3 separate regions of the Homo sapiens genome follow, and regions 1 and 3 are each linked to region 2. A link is a loop called in an ENCODE intact Hi-C map of the cell type or tissue named here. Cell type or tissue: A673. All regions are shown on one strand.

Evidence for each region. A loop is a pair of places that touch in the nucleus more often than their neighbours do. Peaks named below come from ENCODE experiments on the same cell type or tissue, not always from the same donor. Only the 100,000 strongest peaks of a DNase experiment are listed, where the experiment ranks them.
Region 1: it touches region 2 in a loop (2.8-fold over the local background); 6 of 110 quality-filtered maps call a loop at or near these places.
Region 3: it touches region 2 in a loop (4-fold over the local background); 3 of 110 quality-filtered maps call a loop at or near these places.

What each region holds. Positions count from the first base shown.
Region 1 is chr10:109,847,775-109,855,774 of GRCh38, reverse strand. No RefSeq gene overlaps it. Among named protein-coding and RNA genes, the nearest start is that of XPNPEP1, 72 kb to the left of the region's middle. In A673, CTCF peaks have their summits at 2,932 and 3,136 (motif pointing right); a DNase peak (open chromatin) is centred at 3,164.
Region 2 is chr10:109,423,389-109,431,388 of GRCh38, reverse strand. No RefSeq gene overlaps it. Among named protein-coding and RNA genes, the nearest start is that of XPNPEP1, 500 kb to the left of the region's middle. In A673, a CTCF peak has its summit at 3,752 (motif pointing right); a DNase peak (open chromatin) is centred at 3,808; H3K27ac peaks cover 6,150 bases.
Region 3 is chr10:108,907,878-108,915,877 of GRCh38, reverse strand. No RefSeq gene overlaps it. Among named protein-coding and RNA genes, the nearest start is that of LINC02661, 200 kb to the right of the region's middle. In A673, CTCF peaks have their summits at 3,697 and 3,897; a DNase peak (open chromatin) is centred at 3,937; H3K4me3 peaks cover 918 bases; H3K27ac peaks cover 651 bases.

The sequences.
Region 1 (8,000 bases), 420 kb before region 2:
GACTGATGAGGTTAACCTTGATCATCTGGCTGAGGCAGTGTTTGTCATATTTCTCCATAGGAAAGTGACTCTTTCAACCCCCTGCTTATCCTGTATTCTTGGAAAGTCACTACGTGTAGCCCATACTTAAGGAGTGGAAGTTATGTTCAACTTTCTTGAGGGCACAGAATATATGTAAATTATTTAGAATGCTTCTGCACAGATTTGTCTCTTTTTCCACATTCTTTTATTTTTTCATATTTGTATAGGCTTGCAGATATTTATTTTATACTTTGGATTATAATCAATACTGCTTTCTTTAAATTGTTCCAGCTTTGGCCACTGAGGGCTCTTTCAGCTGTCTCCTGTGTTCCTTTGATATATCCCATCGTGTGTGTGTGTGTGTGTGTGTGTGTGTGTGTGTGTGTTGTAAGCACTTCTTTACTTTCTGGCACTACAAATTGCTCCAGGCTCATCTTGTGTATTTCCTGCTCCAATTCTAGAATCAATCATTTCTTTAAGAAGCTCTAGTGCCTTTTACCGGAGAAAGGTATTTAAAACCAAGATCCAGGCTGGGCATGGTGGCTCACAACTGTAATCCCAGCAGTTTAGGAGGCCGAGGCGGGCAGATCACCTGGGGTCAGGAGTTCGAGACCAGCCTGGCCAACATGGCAAAACCCTGTCTGTACTAAAAATACAAAAATTACACCTTGTCTCTACTAAAAATACAAAAATTAGCTGGGCCTGGTGGTGGGCACCTGTAATCCCAGCTACTCGGGAGGCTGAGGCTGGAGAATCACTTGAACCCAGGAAGTGGAGGTTGCAGTGAACCAAGATCATGCCACTGCACTTCAGCCTGGATGACAAGAGTGAAACTCCATCTCATAAATAAATAAATAAATAAATAAAACCAAGATCTGAGCACTAGATAGGTTCTCTTACTGGCTTGTCCTTGCTGCTAGGCCGTCTCAGCTGAGAGCAAGGACAAAGAGGTATGCATATGTATATGTATATATATATATACACACACAACTATCTTTCAGTGTTTCTATATGTAACCATCTGTTTCTATATTAAACTAAACATGAGTTCACACTGATGTCTCCAACTCTAATTCATGATCATCTCCCCTTGCTTCTCTGTGACTTCCTACTTCATCAGTGAGAACTTGGCTCCCACCATCCGCCATCCATTTCACTTATATTTCACTTAATTGCTTAATTCTAGTGTACATGTGTAGCAGTGTTAAGATTGCTAACCTGTATACTGTGGGGAACAGCTTTATCAACTTGAGTACGGTGGTTTTTTTTTTTTTTTAGACGGAATCTTGCTCTGTCGCCCAGGCTGGAGTGCAGTGGCGCCATCTCCGCTCACTGCAAGCTCCGCCTCCCGGGTTCACGCCGTTCTCCTGCCTCAGCCTCCCGAGTAGCTGGTACTACAGGTGCCAGCCACCACGCCTGGCTAATTTTTTGTATTTTTTAGTAGAGATGGGGTTTCACCCTGTTAGCCAGGATGGTCTCGTTCTGCTGACCTCGTGATCCGCCTGCCTCGGCCTCCCAAAATGCTGGGATTACAGGCATGAGCCACCACACCCGGCCGAGTATAGTGTTTATATGCAATTATTTTTGCTTCGGTTTTACAGACTCCACTCATTTATTTCCAAAGTTGCTTAGGTCAGCACCTTCCTTCTCACCCCCTCCCCTTCTTTCAGTAAGGTATTACAGTTTCATACATTTTAATATAGTTAGATCATTTTATCACATACTGCATTCCATCCTGGGATTCCTTTGACCTCCTAAATGGTTTTTTTTTTTCAATTTGCATACATTATGGTTCACTCTGTGTGCTGTAAGGTTCAGTATGTTTTGATAAATGCATAGTGTCATGTATCCACAATTACACAATCATACAGAATAGTTTCACCACCTGAAAAAAATATCCCCTGGGCTTCCCTGATTTCAACCTCCTATTTCCCCGTAAGGTCCTGGCAACCAGTGATTTTTTTTTTTTTTTTTTTTTTTTACTGTCTCTATAGTTTTGCTTTTTCCAGATACCATATAATAGGAATCAAACAGCATGTAGAATTTTTCATGCTGGCTTCTGTCACTTAGCAATATGTATTTCAGGTTCATCCATGTCCTTTCATGGCTTGTTAGCTTATTTCTTTTTATCATGGAATAATGTTCTTGTTACAGATACACAAGGTTTGTTTATACATTCACCTATTGGAGGACATCTTGGATACTTCCTACCATAACTTTTTTTTTTTTAAATCAAAAAAGAAAGTTTGTTGTCTTACAACAGAAATTTTTCTTTTATTTTTCCTTTATAGAAGTAACATGTGAAAGAAGAGTATATAGTGGTTTAGAACATGGGTTCTAAAGCAGATGGCACTGTGTACCAGCTGTGAGTCCCTGGGCAAGAGCACAGCCTCTCTGAGCCCCCATTTCCTGCTCTGTAATGTGAGGTTAGCGGCGATGTCTCCTCATTAGGCTATGAGGATGGAAAGAGAAAGCTCCTGTAGAGTGTATCCTTGAATGTTAGCTTTGTGTATACATCCATGTTCCCCAACCCAACCTGAGACAGCTTTAAACAAAACTAAGTGTAGCCTTATTGAGATATAATTCACACATCATGCACTTCACCTATTTAAAGTGAGACACGTTAATGCTCGTGCTTCTTGATCTCTCCAGAAGGTGTCAAAGTTTTCACACGAGACCTCATGACTCTAAGATGCATCCTCATTTCTGAGTTGTTGAAATGTGAAACAAACAAATCACAGATCTCACTATAGAAAATCTAACCAAGCCTGCTCGGGCATCATGATCTGTAGTGAAGTGCCTTAGAGAAGGGCTGAGCTGCGAAGTGGAAGGTGTCTGGCTCTCTTCTGTGCTCTCTTTTCTCTAACCCAGGGTCAAAGGAGTCTGCAGTATGCCCAGGTGGGATGGTGGAGGAAGACACGTTTCTGAACTAGAGAACAATTTGTGAAGAAAGGGAGGATGAGTACAGGGAGATGCTTGGGAAGTCACAAGGAACAGAGCCTGAAGTTTCTACGGCTGACACTGTCACATGCCAAGGGTTAGGAGGGCATTACTCTGGGCATCAGGCATTGGGAATTGCTGCACGCCCTGCAAGGCGGGCACAGCGGCGTTGAGATGCTCCTGTGCCTTCTGCCAGCAGATGGCAGTGTGGATCTGTGGAGAGAGTGGAGACGGCCAGCCAGCTGAGGAAGCGGATGGATTATTATAGAGAAGGATGACACGGGGAGGACCCTCTCGAGGTTTCCTACTGACCTGGAGGCGCTCATGTGGCTGCCACTCAGTGTCCTCTCAGAGGCCATTGTACCCAGCTCATGACTGTAGGCAGGAATGTAGGGAGAGTTCATTTAATAAAGATGGGCTGAGTGCCAGCTCTGATGGGACCCTCAGCTGGGTGTGATGGGAACAGAAAGATACATCCTACGGTGCCCCTCACAGAGCCTGTGCTTTGACGGAGACTTGACATGCCCAAATGTGACTACAGTACAGAGGAGGTTATGGTTATGATGCAATGGAACAGGTGTAAGGCATCTACAGAACCTCTCTAGGGTGTCCCCTGGCTGGGTCCCAGTACTCTGTCCCATTGGCACAGCCTGTATCTGGCTCAGACTTCCCCAGTTATGTGCGAATCCATTTCATCAGAACAGCCTACCTCTGGCCTCTGTGTAAGGCGGCTCACCATGCCAGCAAGTCGCCCCAGCCTTTTTGTCTTCAGTGTCAACGATCTCACCTCCTTTCCCTTTCCCTTTCCCTCTGGGACTCTTCCGATGGATCCCTCTGTGACTTTCCTCTGACTTTGTCCTAAACAGGAAACCTAATGAGGATTCTATTCTCTGCAATAGCAAGAGGAGGGCTAAGGGCTGCCTTCTATCGTGCCATTTCCTATTTAAACAAAGGCTTTGTGCTGTGATACCACTAGGCGTTTATGTTCACTCTGACCCCAGAATCCTTTCTTCTCTCTTCATGTGTTGTGCTTTGTAGTCTGTAGCCTCAGGTAGTCTGGTTAGTTCAGTGGTTTGGAGCTCAGCACCGATAAGATCAAAATCCTTTGCTGAAACTGTTAAAGAAACATTTTTTCAATGATACTTGTCAAAGCACTGTAAGGCAGAGTTTATTCAGGACCATTGTGATAGCTAGAGGGACCCCTGCAATGGTGTCTTGCAGCTGGGGAGAGAGATTTGGCTCAACTTTGAATACATCATAGCATGGGCGAGCAGCAATTTATAGCCAAGGAGCAGGGTGGGGTCAGTGGATGGAAAATTACTTAGAAGAAACATCAGGGGCTAGGAGGTTCTGGCTAAACTGACCTAAAAGGAATCTTTCTGAAGAAAGGCCAGGGGGATCAGTTATCATTTGGGGGATGGTGGAGGATGAGAAACCTGATCAGATTTTGAGGATGGTCTGATATCAAGGGTGGGAGTGGGAGTTCTTGCTAAACTGACTTAGGATTCTTTGCTAAAAGTGGACTTTACAAGAGAGTACATAGCTGGGCCTAGGAGAAGTTTCCAAAAGTGGACTAAAGTTTGGCCAAGCAAAGAATCTTTGTCAAGACCTCAGGTGATCTAGTAGATTTCATTTGTTCCATGATCACAGCCAATACCTTTCACCTTGGCCCTGTTGACATGATGTCCTGGCTTTACTTCCTGCATCCCCATCTCTCCAGCCCCAAAATGATCTCCTTTCATCCCCATCTTCAGAACCAACCCTGCCCAGACTCTAGGACCAGGGCCGTCTCTGTGAAGCTGAATGCTGAGCAGATTCGGAGTCTTCTTTTTGCAGGCCTGTTTCCCCCTTGTGCCCATTTTTTTTTTTTTTTTTTTTTTTTTTTGAGATAGAGTATTGCTCTGTTGCCCATGCTGGAGTGCAGTGGTGTGATCTTGGCTCACCGCAACCTCCGCAACCTCCGCCTCCCGGGTTCAAGTGATTCCCCTGTCTCACCCTCCTGAGTAGCTGGGATTACAGATGTGTGCCATTATACCTAACTAATTTTTGTTTTTTAGAAGAGTCAAACGGGGTTTCACCATATTGGCCTGGCTGGTCTCAAATGCCCAATCTCAAGTGATCCGTCTGCTTCGGCCTCCCAAAGCGCTGGGATTACAAGCTTGAGCCACCGCACCCAGCCCCCTTGTGCCCGCTTCTAAGAAAGGGCCTGGGCTTCTGAATTACCTTCCTTGCCTGAAATTCAGCTTTGGTTTCTTGCTCAGCCCTCTGGTAGCTTCTGGACTCTGAGAGGGCAGAGGTACTAGCTTGGTGGGGTGGAGCTTACCTACCAGTTTCCCACCATGTGCCTTGACTTTGTTTCCTGGCTTCTCCGAAACACACTTTCTTCCTTTCTTAAAAATACAAAAAATTAGCCAGGTGTGGTGGCGCATGCCTGTAATCCCAGCCACTCGGGAGGCTGAGGCAGGAGAATCGCTTGAATCCAGGAGGCGGAGGTTGCAGTGAGCCGACATCGCGCCATTGCACTTCAGCCTGGGCAACAAGAGCGAAACTCCATTTCAAAAACAAGCAAACAACAACAACAAAAAAGGGATGGGAGTGGCTCATACTGTGGCCTTCTTCGAATCCGAGCAAAATGGACATCAGTTAATGCTAATTCCAACTCTCCCACTTCCCCCATCTTTACATTCCTAGGACCTGGAAGCTTAAGCTTGATTGATGCCAAATATTTCTTGAAAGTCTATGCTCTACTCATCCCCCGACTACAGAGTCGCATGTTCCTTTATATCTGGTGGAACATGCCCCTTTTTGCTGGACTCCTCAGAGGAGGTGCCACTAGCCTAGACCACCCACTGCCTCTCACCCCCTCTCTAACACCACTTCCCTGTCACTGTGTGTTGTGTTGCTGCCTGCCCCAGGGATCAGATCCCTGATCTTGCCTGTCTATTCCCTACCCTTCTTTTCCTAGGGGAGTCATAGGACATGTTGCTTACATCTCTGTAGCACCGGATTAGGTGGCAGCCAGGTGAGGGAGAATGTGAATGAATTAGAGCAGCCCATTACCATCCTGGGCACCTGGTTCATGGAGCATTTGGCAAGGCAAGTGGGTGGCCTGCAAAAAAAACAAAACCAAACAAAGCAAAGCCAAAAAGTCCCCCAAACATTAGGAACCTTTGGGTCTATGGGATTGTTGTAAAGATGGATAGAAAGGTCTCCACAAAGTGTACAAAGTTGAAGGCACAAAGTTGAACTTCACAAAGTTGAAGGCAGAGCAATAGCAAACGCTTATTAAGCATTTCCTAAGTGCTGGGTTATTTTCTAAGTGCAACACATGCTGTTTCATTTAGTCCTCCCAACACCCCTGTAAGGTGGCTACTATTAATAGTCCAATTTTCCATGTAAAGAAGCTAAACCTAAGAGGAGTGAAAGGACTTGTTAAGGTTGCACAGCTAGTAAATGCTGGAATTTACAGCTAGTAAAACCAGGAATTTCACCTGGCAGGCTGATGCTGGAGCCTGCGCTGGCATCTAAGAGGCAGTGTTGCCCCCCGCCCTGTTCTGATCTCATGGAGGCAGCTACCATTTGCAGACTTGGACACATCCTTGCATAACCTGGTTGTAGGGGAAAGGCTTGGGGACCTGGGGTTGCGGGGGCACTCTTGATGGTTTTGTTATGAGGGAAATTGGATTTGCCATGATTATACATCAAGGAATGGCATCCACAGATGCAGCTGTAGATATTCCAGATGTCCTTTGGCAGGGAGGTGACAAAAAGTGAGCCACTAGTGGGTGGAAAAACCCATATACATAAAGTGAAAGAGAGGTCATTAATTTCCCCTGGGCCATTCCGGAGTGCAAGTGAGGAATTAGAGGACATATGTATGAAAGATAGATCTGACGCTAATTGGCAGAAATGCTCCTCATTGCCTTGTGAAGCAAGGTTCGTTAATTAAAACATAATGTTCAGCGTGACTTTAAAATTAAATACCTAAGACATAATGTCTGCTCATGAGGCAGACATGAAGTGTAGTTATTTATATTCTTGTACTTTAGTATATGAACTTGTTGTATTATTTACAACCCAATCTACTCTAGAAGACTTTAAGATGCTTCTATTTGGCCTCTTCTCGGTTAACTTCATGCTAAGTTTCAATATGGACTTTGGAGTCCATATTGGTTAGTGTCCCCCAGCTCTTTTGTTGGTCTGTTTCATCGGTGGAATGGGAAGAGATAACAGAAAATGTGGTCTCTACTATTGAAGGACCTGCAATGTATTAGGTGTAGAGTCTGTTGGGAAGGCCTGTGGCCCTTTTATATGTGGGCTAGAAACAGTGTTTTTCAGTTTCCCAGATGTATTCTCATTTGCAAGAATCAGAAACCAACTCTGTCCATATTTAGGGAGAAAAGGTGGAAGGGGGAGGGATTTAGGAAAAGTTATTGGTGGGATTGGTGTTGGGATATCAGGAACAGTTGGTGTCAAAAGGCTTCAGTCACCGTGGTGAATGTGTCCCTTCAAATATTCCCTCTGACTTGACATCACTTGGCCAAATCTCAAAGTCCCAGGAATGAACATCTGACTGGTCAAGCCTGGCATAGTGTGGTGGAGAAACAGTGTGGCCTCCTTGACTTCCGCTAGTAGAGCAGGTGGTGCAAGGTGGCAGGGGCTGGGACTTACCTTCTGCCGAGATCTTAAAACTGGGGAATTTTCCCCAACAGGAGATGGAGGTGCTAGCAGAAATGGGCGGTGGGGTGGGTGTGGGGGGTGTTGTTGAATGCTGAACAGCCAAAAAACACAAAAAACAAAAAAACCCCAAAACAACAGCAAAACAAAACCCAGAACTGCCCCCTATGGAAACAATGGCAAAACAACCAACTATGGAGAGATGCTGGTATGTATCTTGCTTTATGCAATATATAAGCCTTCTAAAAAGTTGTATTCACAAGGAATCCTATGTTGAATGGAGCAGGACACCATCTATTAAAAGAAACTCTTGGTACATCCTTTTGCAAACTAATGATGCAAACATAGCCTGAGAATAATTTT
Region 2 (8,000 bases):
AGATTCCACACACAATTGAGATCATATGGTATTTGTCTTTCTGTGAATTTGGAAAAAGAAAATTATTTACTGAGTAAATAACTGAAATTAATTACATAGCCTGTCTCATTCTAAAACTTATTTTTTTTTGCTTTTTCCCATTATATGTTATACTGTATCTGACATAAAGTAAATAAATTTATATCACGTTTGTAATAACTTACATTCTGCCTACTTTCTAAACAGAAACAGGTGTGGTGTAGAAATTTGAATAAGCAGGAAGAACAGGGTGAGAATGTGTCAGTTGAATAGATTTAATTTGGAGTTTCTAAATACCACATGATACAAAGCAAACTTTAGGATGACTAAACTTCCCAGCAGGTTTCACAGGGGAAAGGTCTAATAGTCATTTCTCTTTTAATCACCATACCTTTTTAAGACATTCATAGAGAAAGATCCTGCCTTGATATCAACCGTTTAAACCACCCGGGACAGTTTTTCTACCACTTTGTCACAAGTGGCCACATTCATATAGAAGTCAGACCATTCATTTCTTGACTTTTAGAAACTCTTGAGAGTGGAGATTGTGAGTTTCCAATTTTGATTCTTTAGTACTTGGCATAAAACCTGAAAAAATAGTTGTTAAGTACTGGGTGCTTCAGCCCATGGATTTCTGCAGACTCAGTAGTCTTTCAATTCCCAAAGATGAGCTTGTCCCTCTTTCCTCGCTTACATTCTAAAAAGCCCCCAGAAACACTTGCCTGATGTTAAGGATGGCCTGCACTTTCTTTCCTGCCATATTTGCTACCTCGCTCCAAGGGCTTATGAAACCTGCTTAGACAGTCATTTCAGTATTTGTTCATTCTAAATTCTGTGGAGTACTTCCTTAGCTCTGGCCTTAAACTTACTGCTGTGCCTCACTTTTCCTGGCTTTTAGTCTAGCACTTGATTTTCTTTACTTAACATTCGTTTTATGGGAATAGAACTTACTTCAGAACTTTTGTTCTCTCTCTTGCCTTCTTAAGACTGAAGTCATTGGAACCTCCTTTTCCGGAGCTTTCTGGTGAGTAGGTTTGAGTCATTGCAGGAATGTAGGTTTGCTTTGGAGAGAAACTAATGTTTGCTTCTGGAGGTCTGGCTGAAATGCACTCACTCTGGGCAGTGTTCCTGGTGGCTGCCTGATCGTTGGAATATTATACTTGCTTTTACAGTCTTTTTCTCATTCACAAATAGGGCCTGTTATATCAAGGTTACTTTCAGTTCCCTCATTTCCACCCCAACATAGCTTTGTTTTACACGATAAGCTTTTGTTTTTTTTAAACTTGCATGAATATAAAGATTTCACCCTACAACTTTACCCTCTCCATTAACCTATTCCCATTCTCCCTGCCTTCCCATCAGAACTATTTCTGTGTGGGTGTTTGCTGACTCTGCCCTCACTCTTGCCTATAGGTGCGTATGGATGAGAATATTTCTGCTGATAAGACAATGACTTTGAGATGATGATTTGTCATCAAGGTCTTCATAACATTTCATCTTGACTGTAGAGACTCACTGAATATCATCTGAGCCTCTGCTGTGGTTGCTGCCCATACAATAAAAATGAATATTATTATCACCTGAATAAAATGGTACATATGTAATGATCTCAAAAGGCCTTGAAGGTGAATAGCCTTTGAAGAAAGGGACAAGGTCATTTTGAGTTAATATGGAATATTAAGTATATCATTGCTGAATTTGGAAAAAGAAAATCATTTCAGTCCAAGATAGACATTGAAGAAAGTTTGTTTAAAAAGGCAGGTCACGTATTCTACTGCAAGCTCACTGCTAACAAGGTTAGAGTTAATAGATTGTTGATCCATTTAGTGTTTAGTAGCAGGCTAATTTTTTCATCAGCTATGCAGTTGGGCATTTGTCTGTTTCAGAGGCCAGTCCAATAAACACCTTTCATTTGATATTACTTTCTAATGTCTTGAAGCACATGCCTTGGATGCAGTAAATTCTGTGCATTGCTACAGTCACCATGGGGCATTGATATTCCTGCCATTTTAAGCACTCTTTTTTTCTGAGGTTTACTTTTCTCTGTCCCTCAGGAGACTGGTAAATCCTTTCTAGTGTGGAAAGGCTTGGGCTTGCAGGCATGGAGATAAGGGTGGAATTTGATTGTATCGTCCCATGCTAACATTTGCTCCACTTGACTAAGGTTCTGATTATGTGGGATTTTATTCAATATTGTGATGAGGAACTTGAAATAGTACTTTGCCAGTTATCTTCCTGGTGCCCAAGAACTTCTAATCTTTGAATAATAACAGAGAAATCTTGTGATAGTACTTAAGCCTTGAAGTCCTTGAATTTTGAAGAAGAAAATACTAGACTTAGAAAGAACGGACATTAAACTCCAAGATACATGGATGTGTGTGTGCACACGTGCATCTGTATGTGTGCACATGTGCATGTGTATGTGTGCATTCTAGGTTTCAGTGAAATTAAAGCCATGTTATTTTTTCCCTGATTTCTATTGATAAATAATTGAAAATCTTTTTAGTAAATGAAATGAAGATGCTTAATCTGCTGCATCTCCTATGGGGATCTAACACTCTTGAAAGGCAGCATAGTGCAGAGTTTGAAAGTATAAACCTTGCAGGCAGGAGCCTGTGTTAAAATATTGCCTCTGCCACCAGGGAGCTGTGAAACCTTGAATAAGACACTAGATAACTCTGGTTCTGTGTTGTTTTCTGGAAAATATGGAAAAATAATAGTTTTGTTCATAGAGATTTCAGAGAATTAAATGAGGTATTATATGAAAAATGTTTAAAACAGTGCTTGGATAACTCCTTGGGAAAATGTCAGGCTTTTGCTTCTAGGGCTAGATATTTTTATTGCTATCAGCCTAATATTTACTTCTTTTCACTGTATCCCCCTTGATTTAAATGATTTCTTCCCCCTTTTCTAACTTTACTGCTTTCTTGTCTGAATTCAGTGATTATAAGTGGCACTTATAGTTTTTTTACCCCAACAATTGTTAGCAGAAAGGTATAAAGACACAGTTACAAGCAGAGATTGTCACCCTATTTGGTTCCTGTGGCTGGATTTCATTAAGTCATTCAACTAACATTTAGTGGATTTTTTCTTTGGGCTAAATACTGATGTAGGTTTGGGAATATAAAAGTGAAATATGCAACACTTAAATTTGACCATTATTAAATTCAAAGAGTTTATAATCTAGTTTGAAAGATCATAATTGGTATGTTGTCATCTATAAGAGACTTTGGAGACAAATAAAGTCACATTAATGTTTAATGTTGAAATCATAATGAAGGTGATATCCACTTGCTTGTTAGTCCTCAGCCTTCACTTTCTGGCCTTAAGAATCTCCTCACTTAATTTTAAAAGTCCAAATGGGGTCTGTCACACTTGCCACCCACATATTCCTGCATTTCTGAGTACTCTTTCCAATGAACCAGAGCATTAATTCAAATGATGCCTTTTTGTTTTACCCAAACAATTTACACTCAGAATGTCAGGATACATTGATTGTAAGTTGTGATTCCTGCCCCTGATAGGGACCCTCTAACCTGCTTATGACAAGGACTCTTCATTTCTCTGCCCTGTTCCCTCTCCACCCAAATTGTTCCTCTTTTCCTTGTGTGTCTGCTGAAATGGTGAGGAAGGCAGAGTCTGTTATCTTATACAGAGGATGGTGGTTTCTGGAGTTTTGAGAAATCAGAAGTATGGAATGAACAGAAGGTTATGGAATTGAGGGAATCCAGAAAACCTTCCCAGGAGATGGCAGCACCGTGTTGAATAATGTAAAATGTCAAGGAAAATCCCTTGACTCTGGGTGGCAACAATGCCACCCTGTTGGAATTATGTCAGGCAGTGATATTTTTACACGGTACCATTTGAGTCTTACATTTTTCCCATAACTTAATTATCTATGCAGTAGTGGAACAATTAGGATATGATTTGTGTATGGAATCACAGAGGGATTAATGTGACATTTGGCAACTGTGGTGCAGATCATAACACACAGATCTTTTTCCTGCTTAAGGAGTAGTTATCTCTGCTACAGAAGAGACTTGGGAGAAGAACCTGTCTCTGCAATTCCAAGATACCTTCATCACCCTTGAAACAGCTCATACACCTCATTCCATGGTTTTCAGGCTCCTCTTCATTGTCTCAGGCTTCCTGTGGAGCAAATCTTAGTCTGCTAGATGCCAGATGAGTTGGGGCTTAAAAAGCACTTGATGTAACCTCAGCTACCACCTCACTATCACTTAGGACCTGTGAGCAGCAATCCCCTATGGCCGGTGGCTCCAAAATACTGCTTTCTTTTACATCGTTCATGGAAGATAAAGATGGGCAAGCAAACTAGTCATTACTGCCATTAGGAAATAGGCTTTCAAGCCAAAAATAAAGGGGGCTATTAGAACAGTGCATTTTTCTGGGTATCCATTTCAGACGAGTCTGGATAAAGCCTTGCAGACATTACTATAGGGAACAATTTCACATTATCTCTAGGGCTGGATCAGGTGACCTGTCTGTAATGGGCCCTTTTTTCACTCTACTCTCTTCAAAAATCCTATTGTGATGGAAATGGCCTGGCCAAATCTGCTTCAATTGCAGCCAGACTTCAAAAGCCATTTTTGTAACTGCTTTTTATGAAAGTATTTAAAGGTGTAATCTCCAGATAAATTTCTCCATTTATCTCCCTTATAGAAATAGAAATTATTAATAAGAAAGAAATAATTAGTCCAATGTATCCCTTATACATGCCATTATGAAATCTTGCCTACCTTGGATGTTTTAAATACATTCTGCATGTTTCCATAATTATAAATACCCTCCTGTCTCTTTTTTTCCTGCTAAGAAAAAAATATCTCTAGAAAGCACTTATCGAAGGCTTATAATCAAATGTGCAAATAATATGCTTAGAGAACATTAAAATAGCTCTAATAGGTTGGCAATTCATTTTTTTCATTATATATGATGAAAAACTTGAATAGCAGTTTTTCTTAATGCTTTTACCATAAAGAATAAAATTCCACACTAATGTAATTCTAAAATTTAGTGTTGCCTGTACTTTTCATAAAACAAATGAACAGGACAGCTCTTGTGTAGGAGAGAGCCTGGGCTCAGTAAGACGTGAGGGACTAGACAATCTGAAATACTTTCCTCCTCTTTTAGAACTGGCAGGAAACCAAGCTCCTTCTTCTCCTCTCTTGGATTTAATAAAGAATATATTTCTGTAAAATAATGAATCTCTTTAAAAATGCTGTTGAAGAGTCTGTGGGACTCTTGATTTGGAATAGAGCCATTTCTCTTTGTTCCTATGGGTCACTGTGTCAAGTTTCAATGATCTAGAGATATGTTAAGCAAGGTAATGAGTTCTCCAGGGTCCTTGAAGCAATAGGACTAGGCATCAGCTCTAGTTCTTTCTCAGCTGGGCGTGATCTGCTCATGTTGGCAGTATCCAAACTAGCCTAAGTACCATGCAGAGCAGCTCAGAGTCCTCCCTCTTTGAAGCAGTAAGGTTAATATGTACAGCACTGTGAGGACAGGGCAAAATAACACTGAGTTGCATCTATTTGATGAAAGCCAAAGAAGAGCCCAGGGAATTTTGAGCAAATCTTGATTATGTTTACTCGCGGAACTATAGTTTTATTATCTCCACTACTTTTCTTACATGGCAGAATGTTGTTACTTTATGCAATATTGCTGCTAACGAACATTTTAGATGAATAATGCTAAATAAGAAAAAGATATAAGCCCTCTTTTAAAGAATCTTTATGGCCCATACTTTTGTAATATCATCTTATATGAAATATGCGTAATAGTGACCATTTCTTTATTACATTTGCTGATGACTCTATGAATGTCTATTGATACCCAAGGCTTGGATTCCAGTTAATTATCGTGATTTTTTGTTAACATAACACCTTCTATTCCAAGGAATTACGAAGCATGGTGAAAACCAGCCTCATCAGTATTTATGGATCTCTTCATTTGTTAAGTGAGAATGCAGCCTGAGATAAATTACCCTAAGTAATTTTAATCAAGAGCTTAATTTTAATGATCACCTGCACAAATAAAATAAGAGAAGTGATGAAACCATCATTATTAAGGTAAGCCACATAAGTCTCTGAGGGAAGTTATTTTTAGCAATGTTCATTAAGGATTTCTGTAAACTCTGAATAGAATAACAGGATGGCAGAACAAAGCCACAAAAAACAGCATAAATATCTATTACAAATATGTAATTAAATCTTAGGAAACATCTTATTTTGTACTCATTGACAATTGCTTTGGCATTGTACTTTAGTTGTTTAATATGTAACTTGTCTAGTTCTATGACCAGGTTGAATATTTCTGTAAGGCAGTGTCTACACTGTCTCAAAGATTTTAATTTCTCCATGAGTGACCAGAATCTAACACAAGTTCAAAATTAGCTCTTCTGTAACTAAACATTCAAGGGAATAGACAGGCAAAATTAGTTTGGGCAAGTGGGAAGGGACAGAAAAGAATAAAACATGGTAAGATACGTGACTTACTGGTAGAACAAAAAACTGATTTTGGCTTTTTGCATAAGCATGGAAGACTATAGGTTGCCATTTCTTAGAATTAAGGAAATAATGCATTTCAAATACCTGTATCCATGTACTTTACTATTTAGTTTTTCTGGATTTAAGCTGTGCTGAGTTTCATGGCAATGATATTAAAACATAATAAATGATGTTTAGTGAATAAATTGCCCACTGTTGCTTAGTACCAAAGTCTAAGTACCAAGTACTAAGTACTTAGTACCAAGTCTTCTTCATCGTATCTACATTGTTTTACTATTATTCCTTCCTTCCCTTTCTTCTTCCCTCCCTCACTCCCTTCCTTGCTTCTTTCTTTCCCCTCTCTCTCAACAGCTTATCTCTGTCCCTTTTTTTTCTTTCTTTCCTAACAGTACAAAACAGCATGCCTTTCTGTGTTACACAAGATTTGTCTAATGCTATTACAATTACAGACTTAATTAGGCCAAATATTCACTCAAGGGGTGAATTGAGGATGGTATTAAAAAGATCTGTAGCTTCTTCATTTATCATTTTCACAAATATTTATGGTACCTGATCTCCATAAATGCCATCTTACCTTAACTTCTTGAGCCTGGGGACCTAGGAATGCATATGTGTTTATCAGACTGTGCAGTGAGAACAAAACAAAACCTTGGCTTTGAGATCATCTACTATTGGCATTTTCTGAAATCTCTTCCTAATGATGGAGCTACATTTCCCTATAATGCAAAAGATACTGTACTTGTGCTTCTTTCTAATAGTTTGCCCTTACTGAGATAGACAATTAGTACAGGGAAATTGGAGAATATGAAATGCCCAGTTAGTTGCTAATGAAGTATGAATATGCATTTCTACTGCATATAGAGTAGACTCACCCTTGGTAATTGTTTTCACTTTGACTCCAGGGTTCGCTGCTGAGAGGCTTAGAAACTCATCACCTCAGTTTTAATTCTTGGCCTCACTAGTTGCTACAGAGAATGGTGAGATAAAAGCATAGGAAAGGCTGTAAAAATTGGGAAGCAGGAAAGGAAAATATGTGTTTCTTTCCATCGCCACTGCTCAGATAGCTGCAAAGACTGAGCTAAATATTCTCATAGTAGAAGCACTTCATTTCTGGTGGTATAGCTCTGACCATAACTGCTGCTTCTGAGTCCTTGTGCTTGACTGGTCAGGCTGCACACACTTACTGAATAAACTGGGAGCTGTGAAAGATTTTAGGGTTATTGGTGGGAAGTTTGGTTTCATCCTTAAAAGCTCTGAACTTAGACACACTTTTAAATTGTCTTGAACACTTATCAGCAGTGCGATCTAGGGAAAAGTGCTTAATGTTTCTCTACCTCAGCTTCCCTTATATAAAAAAGGGAATTATAATATCTAAAAATGATGTAGTGAGTAGTAAATAAAAGATGCATTTAAAGCGTTTAGTGGAATCTTCAATGTTTGAGAATTATTAAGTGATAC
Region 3 (8,000 bases), 520 kb after region 2:
AATTTGGGAGACATGTTTTCTCCCCAGATTATCTCCAATTAAAATGCTTCACTGAAATAGTAGATCTTCCATTTTTGCTTTAAATTATATATGAACTGTTAAAGAACCAAATTACAACAAATTGAGTTTAAATATCTAATTGGCTTTATTTGTGATGTGTGAATTGGGCAGTATCTCATCTATAAATTAGAAAGGCATTGTACTGGACATCGCAGAACATTTGGTTTTTGTAAGGTAGCTTGAGCAGCAACAAGGAAACAGCTTAATACAAAGAAGTAGATTGGTTAACATCAGGTTATTTCAGGTTACCTTCCTTAGAAGGGTTAAAGCAGAGGGGACATCCTTATCATGCCTGCTCAGCTTGATTGGGCCCATTTTTGTTTGGTCTGTTGGGCCTAGTATGGAAGCTTGGTCCAAAACAATGGCTTCCAACAAATTTTACTCAAGAAAGATTGAAGTCATTAAATGAAATCATTAGGTAACAGAACAATAATAAGAGTAAATTTCTATTTTTTTTAGGGAAAAGTACGTATACATAACATTTCTGTTATTTTAATGCTGTGTCCATTGTCCTGTGGTGCTGCTGAGTTAATGAAACCCATGCTGGAGATGGTGTGGTAGAAAAGGAATTGGAGAGGAGTAATGGTGGAGGCAGGGGGTGCAGTGATAGGCAGCCCTGTGGTTGTCCAGATAGAAATAAATGACAACGTCAACTAGAGTGCTGGCAATTCTGGTGGTAAAAAGGGAATGATTTTAAGAGAGAGAGAGAGAGAGAGAGACAGAGAGAGATATGTATATAAATGTTTATATAATATATATAAAATCTTTATATATAAAATATGTTTATATAAACATTTATATTCAAATATTTATATATAATATATATTTTTAGTTTATATATAAACTTTATTAATTTATATATAAATGTTTATATATAAAATATATAAACAAATTTATGTATATATAAATTTATGTATTTTCCTTATAGAAATAAAAATAATATATATAATATATAATCTCATTTATAATTGACAGATTTATTACAGAAATTACATGACTATGCTCACTTCTGGACTTATAACATCAATGGTTTTTCCACTGAATGCCTGTTCATTGAAGTTTGTTGAGGGCACTTAGTAAGCCAATGGATCAAAAACACATTTAATTAGACTAGCTCACTTTCTTCATGTTTGGCAATGGGATTGGTTTGGAGATTTTGTGATATTTTCACTTCTGCTCATTGACAGAAGTCATTGGGTGGCAGAAATGCATAAAATTAAATGTAATGATGTAAAAAAAATGAAGCCAATTTAATAGACATCCGTGAACATTTCCCTCACATGTATAACTAGCATAAGGCATCAAAAATCTTTAGGTGTCAGTAAATTGACATTTAATTGATCTTAAAAACCCCATTTAAGAAATAATTGGGGAAAGTGTGTTTGGGAAATTAGGTCTCATCTTTATGGAGAGACAAAAATTCATCTACGTTTTCACCAAGTTGTGCAGGAAATGTTTTATTTTGGAAAAACATTTCTAGCTTATGCAAGGTCAATAATAGCTTAGGATTAGATAATTAAGTGTTCATTCAAAATCAGCTTTGTTTCTCTGCTTTCAAATTCACTGTTTTTTTTTTTTTTGTTTTTCATCGTGTCATTTTCAGCCATATATTTTGACAGGTATCTCTTTAAATTTTGACTTTTTAATATATTTTCCTATCCTAGAGGAATTCCCACTCACTTATTCAGACCGTGAAAGGAGGTTAGCAGAACATGAAGAAAAAACCTTAAGCAAATAGTGCTGCAAATCTCTGATACCCATTCAAAGAGGAAAGGGGAATGGCAGTCCTGGGCTTCCACAAAGAACTGTCATTAATTGTGATAGAGGGATGGGGAAAGATTTTCTGGTTCCACTTTCTTATTTAGAGACCACAGCTAGTCAGGTGGTAACAGTTTTATACTAGTGTACAGGCCTGGGTTCCAAGAATAAGCCATTAGACAAGGGTAACAAAGAAGCTCACACGCATCCCAGGCTCCTCTGATGACAGACGTAACACTTTCTCATCCTTCCTTTCACCCAATATCAAAAGCTGAGAAGCCTCCTCTTCTTCCATTCACATTAGTTTTGGGTAAGAGAATTGTTGAAAAACACTACTTTGTGAAGCTGGGCGTAACATAAAGCATATCAGTTTTTTATTAGTGTTACACTTCAGCTCCAAATTTAATGATTTAGAACAATAATTAATTTTGCTCAGGAATTTGCAATTTTGGCGGAACCTGACAGCAACAGCTCTGCTCTGTTTCACATGGCAACAATTGGGGCAGCTTTTCTGGGGACTGAGAATACGCATTTGGGATGGCTGAGTCACATGACTGGCTAGTTGACACTGGCTGTCAGCTGGGAGCTCAGCCAGGGCCTAGGTTGTGTGGGCTTCAGTTCCTCTTCCTTGTGACAAGGTGGCTGAATTCCAAAGTAAGTGTTCAAAGAAAATCAGGCAGAACTTGTATTGTCTTAGGTCAGCTAACCTCGGGAGTTGCATAATGTCACTTCTATCATAGCCTCAGCCTTCCCAGAACAACAACAACAAAAAGGAACATAGACCCAGCCTGTCTATGGAAAGTATCAAAGTCATGCGATAGGTACAGCACTTAGAATGAATAAAATTGTTGCAGCCATTTTCAAAAAATACAATCTGTCATAACTAATTTTTTTAGATACCACCTGAAATTTGTCATTTTCAATAAGAAGCAATTACTTGATCTTCACGGTGTCACCGTTAAAGAAACAGGGATTAAATTTTCAGTGAGGTTACCGTGTAAGTACTAAGAAAAGACAAAGTTACGGAATATTAGAAATTGGAAGTGTTATTTTATTGTAATTGTTATTTGTATTTTTGGCATGATTCTTTCATTGATTAAATGGAGATATATTATGATTCTGAGAACTGAAAAGGAATTAGAAGTTTGCCACAGAAGCGCGCGCCCAGCACTCCCCCCACACCCTGCCCCCCAACCCGCCCCCGACACATAGAGGCACCCCCACCCCCCACATAGGTAGAAAACCTGGCTTGCATCTCTGGAGTGTTCTTCGGTTAGGATGCTCCAGATAGGACACTCAGACCATGCCCTAGATCAGATCGAGGTGTCCATTTACAAAGACAAAGAGAAAAGAAGAGTTCCCTCCTCCTTTACACTCCCGCCCCCACACAACCCCCCCGCCCCCCACCCCCCCGACACACACCAATAACATTTTGAAAGTTCCTGGAGCCCTGGAAACAAGCCCTTGACAGAGAAAATGTGGGGTTGGGTGCGGGACCAGGTGGCGCTGGTAATTGGCAAACCCGGCGGGCGGGTCAGTGGGGACAGTGGCGCAGGCGATCCGCGCGCAGCCGGGGTCCCCACAGCGACTGGAAGGCCTGATGAGACTCCAGGAGTCCCCGCAGCTCCCTCAAGTCCTGTGCTGCCCAGGCAGCCAGCCCGCAGCCCCCTCCGCCTGCGACTTGCTCCTATCTCCAAGCCCCGGTGGCTGTGGCTCCTGCTCTGTCAGCGGCCGCCGCCCACCCTAGAACTGTCTTCGCTGACCTCCCCCTTCATCTTGAAGTCAGTGTCCTGAGCTCCTTCCCTTACAATTGCCCAACTGAGATCCCCGGGGACCTCTCTTGGCTCCAATCGTGGGAAAAGCTGGGAAAGGTTGGCAGACAGCGGCGTCACCTCTCCAGCCAGGCGTGCGCGCGGTAAGCCCACCACCTGCGCCGGGCTCCTGCGTTCCTTTGCACAGCGGGAGGGAGGTGTCTTGGTGGCCTCCTCCTCACCACCGCTCAGAAATGCTCACGGTCGGATTCCAGGAGGGAGGAATTTCAACCTGGATCCGCGGAGCGGGGCTCCTGCCACGCCCCTACTTCGCCCAGCGCGCCCTCTATTGAGAGCAAGTGGAGAGGAAGAAGGGAGCAGGAGTCTGCGGAATGCCCTGGACGGAAGGAGTAAGACACAGACAAAACTGCCCGCCTCCTAACGGAGTAGCTGAAGCGGACCATCTGCAGGGCTGCACCAGCGGGAGGCTCAGCCCAGAAACAAGCCATGGTCTAATGGTCTGTTTAAAAATAAAACTAAATTAAAAAGGGAGAGCAATTAGAGAAAAGGTATTGGGGCTGTGTGTAAACAGATGAAAGATGGAAAGGGTTCAAGCCCGCGGAGAATTAGAGGGAAGATGGGGCTGGATGGGAGCTTCTGGATTTAAGAGCAGCTGTGAAGGAAATCCTTCACCTATTCCTTGGACTTAATATTAGCTGAGGATGAAACTATTTCCATTTCATTCAAAAGCCGTGTTCAGGAAACTTCGAAGGCACAGACAAATTTAATCTCAGTCTACCCGCTCAAAACTGCCCAGATCATCCAGTCTGATATCTTCCCCTGTGATTTTAGTTGTAATGCAATTGCCAGACACCTTTACAGAAAAAGTGCTACTTGAGTTAGTTGGACTCATCTTTAGCTTTTTATTAAGAGTTGAATACGTTTCAAAATAACAGCTCATTTATTTCCTTGATACATAGATGTATATTGTATTAAGGAAAACCTTGATAATAGCATTTAGAATGAGATGATTTGCAGGAGTTGCCCTGCAATTCAGCCTTCATGTCAGAGGTTTTGATTTTATATCCTTCCCAGCAGTAGTTTAATCAAATAATTGAATCAGAAATTCTTCCCATTCAGGTTTGAGAGACTTTTGTCTTCACTTCTTAACTCAATCACCATATCTTTCCTATCATAACCCTGAAAATTAATCCTCCAATTTGAACTTGAATCTTCTTATATTAATTTAATAACTTTCCTACAGCTTTAGGTAATTAATTGAAGTTCTGCATTTAAGCAGAAAATTTATATTTGTGGAACAGGTAATACTTCAGAGCCAGGAATGAAAGAACTTTGGACTTGAATTAATTTTTCTTTTTAATGCTATCTAAGTTGGGAAATACCCTTGCTCCTTTGGCTTCTGTGTTTGTTCATATCTTGAAAGAAAGATCTTGGAAAGACTGAGGAGAAGAGAGCACATCTTTGGCAAATCCATAGCTCCAGTTAAGAAATGGCAGGAAAGACTGCCAGGCTTTTACCTAAAGTGCTCTAAATCCTCTAAATCACAGTGGTTTTTGTTTGTTTGTTCGTTTGTTTTCTTGGCGGGAGTGGGGGCGAGGGAGCGGGGTTAGAACATCTGAAGAGAATGATAGGATGAGATTTCTGAGACAAAGAACAAATGGTAGGGGACAGTATTTGTTAAACATTTGAGGAACCAAGGCATGTTTAATAGTGAAATCTCTTTTCTCTGAAACCACTCCAAACATACGAAGAGGTGGCTTTTTCAGGGTGTACATAGTTGTTGAGAAGTAAGAATTTATTTTCTTCCTCTAAATTAATATGCAAAATACTGTTTTTCCTTTTTGTGTTAGCTTAATTACTATATTATTTCTCTAGCTGAAAAATGAAGACAATGATTCTGTCTTTCCTGAAAAGGAGATACTGGCCAAATATCTCCAGCAACAACCAAAAGTAATAGAAAACCAGGGATGTGGTTCACGTGAACATAAGCCACACAAATACAAGATTAATGGTTTTCTTGGAGAAGCATGTGCCTCTCTTTACTTTGGGTGGAAAATGTATTCAAAATATTTACATGAAGCAAAACTGGAACCTACTATGTGATGTTTAATATGAAAGAATAGAATTTATTCCAAGGTCTAGGTTAAAAAAAAATAATATGGGAATGTTCTGTAGGCCAACATTTTTATGTGTTATTAATTTTTGATTTTGAAATAATTTTAGTTTTACAGAAGAGTTGCAAAGATGGTGAGGAGAGTTTCTATATCCAATGACCCAGATTTCCCAAATGTTAATAACTTATAAAACCATAGTACATTTATCAAAAAGAAGAGGGTAACATTGATACTGTCAAACTAAATAACAGACAGACTCTAAAACAAAGTGATATTTGCTTGGGGGTAACATGGCAGTTGGAATATGCAATGTTACCATAGTAGACAATGTGTATATTCAAGGAGGTTGAGGCAAGGAGGAATATTTCCGGTAAAATGAGGAGGATTACATAAGTTATTTTGAGAGAATTATTCTGAGGTACAAAAATCAATAACAAGGGTGGCACCAGTCCGAGATTAGCTCGGCAGTTGTTGGGCAGATATCCTTGCAGAATTATTTTCTGTGTTAGGTTGGCTTTGTGCAAAGTTGTGGTTTTTGCAGCCTTTAGTGATAGCTCCTGTTTTCAGGCATACATGCATGAGAACTCTCCATTTATGCCCTTCCTCAGCTCCATTTGTCAAGGTTTTCACACACGTGACTTCTTGTTGGTCCTGGCAACTTTCATCATGAAATAGTAGTAACTAGGCTACAAATCTTATTTTTTATAGCTTTTTTCATTAATGTCTTCTTTCTATTCTAGGATTCGATCCAAGATCTCATGCTGCATTTAGATGTTATGACTCCCCAATCTCCTTCAATCTGAAACAGTTTTTTAATCTTTTCTTGTTTTTCGTGATATTGACAATTTTTGAAGAATATTGGTCCACTCTTTTGTAGAATGTCCCTCAACTGGCATTTGATGTTTTCCCAGGAGTAGAGTGGGGTTATGATATTTTAAAAATAATGTTTATTTTAGAGTAATTTTAGATTTATAGAAAAATTGGGAAGATTTAGAGCTGGGGTTCCTATATATCCTACACCCAGCTGCTCCTATTACTAACATTTTACATTAGGATGTTGTACTTGTCACAATTAATGAAATGATGTTAAGTTACTATTAACTAAAGTTTGTACTTTATTCGGATTTCCTCAGTATTTACCCAATGCATCTTCTGTTCCGGGATTCCATCCAGGATACGTTGCTGCATTTAGTTGGTGTGTCTTCTTTTACATTCCTTTTGACTGTGACAGTTTTCTCTGGTTTTCATTACTTTTGAGGTCTTTGGAATTTTGGAGTACTGATTAGGTATTTTATAAAATGTCCCTGAATTAGGATTTATCTGATTTTTTTCCCATGATTATTTAGGTGTGTTGAGGAGAAGGCCACAAAGCGTTATTTTCATCACCTGATATGGGTATGTACTATTTACATGAATCATTGCTGTCAATATTAATCTTGAGCACCTAGCTAAGGTAGTGTGTTAGGTTTCTCTACTGGAAATTTACTCTTTCCCCCTTTCCAAATTGTATTGTTTGTAAAGAAATCACTGTGCACAACCCACACCAAAGTACCAGGGAGTGGTGCTTTCCTTTTTTGAGAGATGTCACTGAATCTACTTTTGCACACAGCGTGTATTCTAACCTTTCATTCTTGCTTATTTGTAACTTCTTTCTTCCAACAGTGAAAAACTGGCTCCTGTTATATACTATGTATTTACTTATTGTTTCCTAAAATATACATGAATTAGTTTTAGCACTGCTAACCCATACCCCTAGGATAAACAAAATTGCCAACTAGGGTGTAGTGTTTTCATACAGATAGTTTTGTATTTAGACTTAGAGTATCCAATCCAAAACAGTGTTTCCCAGAGTTACTTAGATCAGCTGTTTCTCCTCAACTCTCTGCAGTGAGATTATAACATACATTTGTAATATAATTAAATTGATTTATTAAAGACAAAGAACAACATGAGTTCCAGCTTACAATCTACCACCCAGAAGGGCTTTCTGAGTCTCTGTTTCTTTATCGGTCCAAGGATATTGCAGGAATCTAGGAAGATGCTGTGCATAAAACATCCCACATGTGGTAAAGTCTATGCCATGTTGACCATGACCATAACTGCAACTGAGTTCATTCATCACGTTTTGAGCACAGCCAGCATGCCAAGCACTGTGTTGGTAGTGGTAGCGGAAACAAATAAGATTCCTGGTCTGATACAAATATTTTATGGGAACAGTGTCTGAAAGAGGAGACACTTGTATGGTGACATAGGTGAGGAGACACAAGTGTGGTAGGAACACAACACACAGTGTAAC